2 separate regions of the Mus musculus genome follow, and region 2 is linked to region 1. Evidence: chromatin loops called from intact Hi-C (ENCODE). Cell type or tissue: heart. All regions are shown on one strand. Each heading gives the region's core, and the rest is flanking DNA. Links, peaks and the distances in the headings are about the cores only. Region 1 has its middle 6.5 kb from the start of Gm32544. Region 2 overlaps Gm42284 (a long non-coding RNA gene).

Region 1 (2,805 bases), core at 212-2,711:
CTCTGTGAGACAGACATCACCTGTGACTCTCACCTACGGTATCAATACTTGGTTTACTGCTAGCAATGCTTCTGTAGTTGTCCTGATCAAGTCGAGGTGAAGTTCCATAGGCCTGGAATCTCATCAAGGAACAGTTCACATCTTGGAATAAGGGGTCTTGACTCAATCATTTCATGAATGTAAGTGTGAGAAGCACAGGGACTGGGCAGGCAGTGTGGATACTGCCTATGGGTACCAAAGATTCACAAGGCCTCAGATCTATATGGGTTGCACATGATAGCAACTCAACTCCAGATGTTTTGCACACATAAGTAAAAGAACCTGTTAGCTCACAGGGCCATGGGATTGAAGGGGTTTTCCTTTAGGGTGGCTGGATTTTAAGTTCGCACAGCATCCAGAAGCTCTCCCATCCCCTCTGTCTCTCTCATCTTCGACTGCCTGCCTGTGTATGGGCTCCATTCCAAAGCAAACCATTTCCTCAAAGACCAGAGGACCATTGGCTTCATTAACAAAAATTCCAGGGTGATATATATTGGTACTGCATGGGTCCCAGATCTGGTCCTGCCCTGAGTTCTGAGAAGGCAGAACAAACCAAGAGGAGGATGTCCTGGTACTTGCAAAACACTTTACTGACTGGGCTATCTCTGGGTTTGTTAAAGCAAAGGATTCCCAAGAAACCCTGACAGGAGTGGGAAGGGAGTCACTGAGGTGGTAGAATGGGCACTGAATGAGGCCTGTTTTTATGTAAGCGTGAAATGTGAATAGAATTCCAGGTCTATTTCTGACCCACTCTGTCCCTCTTCGACAAATCGTTTCTGGGGTCTTTCCCTCCCAGTTGCCAGGATGTCGTATAGGATTGAGGTAAAACACATGGGGTCAAATTGCCATGGTAGCCTTGACTGCTGTCAGTAGTGACTAAGAGCTGTGTTCAGAAACTCAGCCTCCCAACAGACAGTTCAAATGTGGACACACTGTGCAGTGAGGGTCAGCCATATATAGCACAGAAACACATTCTAGAGAAGAATCACTTAAATCTGAAATGTGAACTTTGAAGAAAAGGACAGAGTGTGGCATGTAGGAAAGCAGGCACACTCTGGAAGTGCTCGGAGCAGAGAGGACAATCATGTAGGAGGGAAAGCTGGGACACAGGCCTCTGCTGAGTGTTCAGCAGGAGGAGACTCTGGGTGTGGCCTTTCTAGGCCCTGGCCATTCCCAGACCTCTCCACTTTTGGTTTTACACTGTGAGGGCCAAGGAGTTGGGTGAGGCTCCAGGCAGATGGCAACCACACACCACAGCCACGCTCCCTGCTGACACTGAGGGCTGTCTGGTTTTCCTCACTGTCATGTTGGGCTCTAAGTCACCCACTTAAGTCACCACTGGACAGGGAGAAGCTTGCAGCCTGCTTGCCAGAGCCCCATCCACCTCAGCCATTAGTGTGTTTAACAGCACTGGCCCCATGCTGACTTCTGACATGCAGCAATTAATCCCTCTCCACTCAGAAGGGGCTATTCACAGAGCTTGATTCAAAAACATTACTGTTCCAGTTTGGGAAAAAAATGCTCCATTGTTGACTAGGTAAGCCATTTGTTGTTTTGGGAAAAGCCTCTGGTCTTCACCCTACCTTTTATATAAATCCTAGGCGCATTATGGATTTACATATAATGTATGGTGTCACAAAGACTTTATAAGATGAACACTTAAGCAACATTTATATATGCTGAGAGCAGAAAGGTCTGTTCTGTTGCCAGAGGCAGAATAAGATTAAGGCTCATGAATTTCTTCATATAAAAATGTTTATACATGTGTGGCTCCAGTCAATAGAATAAATGTGTTTAAATGTAAATAAAATGACAGGTTTGAGGTTGGCACTTACAATGTCCGAGGGTCGCTACCTTACAACAAAGTCCAGGGTGCTGATAGTAATGGCATTAGTTAGTATTTATTTCTACGGGCCAGGCATTGCATTACCACGTGAACTCTATTTAATTTACAAAGGAAAAGAAATCAAATGGCAAAGAAACACAAAAGAAGTGGTCTGTTTTACTTCTGCAAGTGAATGTTCGCACTCATGGGTTGCTGTTGGGAACCTTCAAAAAAAAGGGGAAATTGTCAAAAACCAAAGCAGAAATCCATCCCCATGTCTAGGAGTGTGCCCTGGCAAAATAATTAAGAATACGCAAAATGATAGAGCTATGAGATGCTGTTTTCACAGTAAAGATAGGAGTCAATTTAAATGCTCAGTAACGGAAGGTTTGTTAAGTAAGCTGTCATACACCCATATGAGTGAGAGCTTAACCCGGCACACATTGAGCATCATGCGGCAGCTGTGCGTTTGCTAAGAGGTTCCCCATCTATTGTTTACAAATAGAAGCAAACTCTAGAACTGTACATTCAACATGCAAAGCACCCCTCTCAAAAAATAGGGGGCGGGGGAGAAAAAGCCTAGGGAGAAATAGACCAAACACCACAGCGATAAAGTTGTCTCCAGGTGGTAAAATTAGAGGAGGCTTTAATTTTTCCCATTTCTGGTTGTGCAAAATCTTTTCTAAGTTTTCTGTACTGGGTGGCTATTGCTATGAAATAATGTCACTGCTCACTGACAATTCCTGTGAGGATTGGACAGTGCAATAGAACGTGCTTCAGGTGCCTTCCGGTAATAAGTGCTACACACATCTTCAGTGACAGGGAACTCACTGCCCATGACAGGCAGCCACAAATGGGTGATGTCTGCAAACAAGTCTAGAATGACTCCCTGGTTATTTACCAAGTTTCCTGTCCATTTCCACAGGTCTCTGCTTACTGGG
Region 2 (2,805 bases), core at 269-2,768, 51 kb before region 1:
GAGGATTCTGAAATGACCCCACCTCTTTTGACCCTAGGTCCAGGTTGGCAAGCTCGGGGGATCCTGAGCAGTCCCAGGTTAGCATGGCTGGAGCCTGAGTCAGGTGTATTCTCAGGCTGTGAGGAGGGGCTTGGCATGCCCCTCAGCAAGGACAGGAAAGCCCTGAGGGCTCCCCCAGAGGCTCCACTTACCTCAGCCCCCACAGAGCCAAGAGCTTTATTTAGCCTCTCCGAAATCCCACAGACAGGGACAGTACTCCTGAGCTAGTGTCCTTGCTGTGGAAGAGGACAAAAGCTTGTGAGCGGGCTTTGCCCCGGGAAGACAGCCACCTGCCTCGTGCTTGCCCACTGTTTCATCTCAAGGGCTCGCACTTTTTAAAATGTTTAAAAATAACATTTAGCATATCTAATCTCGTTATGTAAGCAGGATGTATTCAGTGTAGAATAATTGGGAAACCCGAAAAAGGATAAAGCAGTCAGTTTAATCTTTACCACTATCCCACACATCAGAAATATATAAGCCCTGATAAAATGTTAGCATAGCATTTCTCACCTGTTATTGAGTCATGGGTGTGTATATAGCTCTATAGAGCATAAGCAAAATATATTTCATCTAAAACTACAATAGGACTGCCATTTAAGAGGCATGGATCAAAGAATACAACTCGTAATATTGTCCAATGCAGTGCATTTCACATGAGAATCACTTCTGTGATGGGCAATGAAAGTATTTCCCGACCTATGGACTCTGCATGTCCTTTGCCTCCTCATCTCGTAAGATGTCACCAGTCTCCTGACCTCTATCATTCCAGTCTGCACTGGGCTGTGCTTGAGTGTTGTATGGAGTCCTAGAGCAAAACTTCTCTGTTGCCTAACGTGTGGCATTTACTACAGCCCTGACCCAGTAAAGGCACTCTGCCCTGCTGTCTTAATGTATGTTAAACTGAGTGAATGAATAGCTGCTTGAATAGAATGGGCTTTGCTTATTGTCTTATGTGGTGGCCTCTTAACAGGTCACTGTGTTTTCCAGTAACCGCCTGATCGGCCACATGGAGAAGAAAGAGAAGGCAGGTGGCTAATACAACAGCCAGTGCTGAGAATAGAGGATGACCTGGACTGTAGGGGCATCGGGGAGAGTTAGGAGGGAGCAGGCTGCTGTCTGCCTGGCACATGGGCAGGCAGGACTGGTGCCCCAGGAGTGGCAGGACAGGGGGTGTATTTTTAGAATCCCCATCACACAGAGTAGCCACTTGACACTGTGGTCATCTCACTGCTCTAGTGGTTCCTAGCTCCATGCTGAGCCTCCACCCTGGATCAAGCAGTCCTTAACCTCCTGCCGGCCTGCCAAGGAAGCACGTGAGAAGCACGCTTAGGAGCCAGAGGTGATGATCAGCACAGAGCAGGAGGACTGTGATGTTTCCAGAAAACACTTCGCAGAGTGCAAACGCTTCAGGTTATGTGAGATGGGAACTCTTGTACTGCATCCCAAAAAAGAGTTGTTATGTTATGGGACCAGAGTCTTGGCACCGATACGAGTATATGAGGCCGTCATTTAAGGTCACAAGGTTCGAAGGTGGAATGATGTGTTTGAGTACTGGGTCCCTGCCTGGTAGCTCCTTATTTGGGGGGGGGGGTTGGGGAACCTTTAGCATGTAGGGCCTAGCTGGAAGAAGAGATTCACTGGAGGGTGGGCCTTAAGAGTTATAACCTTGTTCTACCTCTGACCTCAACCCCGCTCTGCTTCCTGTACATATGGTCAAGTTACTGTCTCCTCCCCGTCCCTGCCTTCCCTACCATCATGGACCATATCCCCTAAAGCCATGAACCCAAATAAGTTCTTCCTCCCTTTCAGTGCTTCCTGTCAGGCCGTTGGTCATGGTGACAAGGGGAACGATAGATCCCTCCTACCCCTGACTACATTTATAACATATAGTCAGGGGTTACCCCTCCTTTTCTCAACGGTGTAATCATCACCATAGCCATTATCATCTCTTTCTGGCCCTTTTAATTACTTTCTCTTGTCTGCATTAAAAAAAAAAAAAAAGGCATGTTTTCACTATTGAGTCCTTGCTGGCCTGGAACTTACTATGGAGACCTGGCTGGCCTTGAACTCAGAGATCTGCCTGCTTATCCTTCCTAAGTGCTGGGATTGGAGGTGTTCACCATCATTCTTGCCTTCCATCTATTCTTGCTTCACTCCTCGTTTTCATTTCACTCTATAGCCAGAGGTGGGGTGCTCTCTGCAGCTGTGATCTTTTCGATGTGGCTGGACCCTGAAGGAAAAAAGAGCAATATTACTGGCTCGGGATGTAACTGCAGCAGTAGGAGAGGGTTTCTGGGCTATGTTGGTAGGATCAAGAGCTATAGAAAGGCAATATCCTGGGACCCTGTGATGGGCTGGGAACTTTGATAGAAATTTCTGGGGTCTGCTCTGACATGGCGCAGGTAGACCTAATACCAAATGGGATTTTATTACTTGCCAGACATTTCATCGCCTAGGGTAATTAACAGGCTTTGGGAGATGAAGGGGGTGAGAAGAAGGGTCTTATTCCGGAATGACTTTGGGGATCCAGCAAATTAGATCACAACGAGTCATTGAGGTCAAAGACTGTTGTGTTATACATTTTAAACCATAGACAAATTAGCCTTAAACAAGCCATTGGGACAGCCAGGGTTGACTCCGAGGTTTTCTGCAGAGCGTGACCTGGCACCGTTTGTCTGTGCTGAAGGCAGCAGCCCGGCAGTCAGCAGTTTTGGGGGCTTCCACTTGGAAGGTGCCCACCGCTCAGCTGACTGTGTGTCCTCT

What was found. Peaks named below come from ENCODE experiments on the same cell type or tissue, not always from the same donor. Only the 100,000 strongest peaks of a DNase experiment are listed, where the experiment ranks them.
Region 2: it touches region 1 in a loop (1.9-fold over the local background); 2 of 42 quality-filtered maps call a loop at or near these places.

Annotation. Positions count from the first base shown.
Region 1 is chr4:47,643,948-47,646,752 of GRCm38, forward strand. No RefSeq gene overlaps it. Among named protein-coding and RNA genes, the nearest start is that of Gm32544, 6.5 kb to the left of the region's middle. In heart, for the core only: no CTCF peak of the experiment used is centred there; a DNase peak (open chromatin) is centred at 1,304; H3K27ac peaks cover 827 bases.
Region 2 is chr4:47,593,136-47,595,940 of GRCm38, forward strand. It overlaps Gm42284 (a long non-coding RNA gene), which reads right to left. Exons shown (of 3, transcript XR_881261.2): 3 at 1,991-2,272. Among named protein-coding and RNA genes, the nearest start is that of Gm32487, 8.4 kb to the right of the region's middle. In heart, for the core only: no CTCF peak of the experiment used is centred there; a DNase peak (open chromatin) is centred at 1,286; H3K27ac peaks cover 128 bases.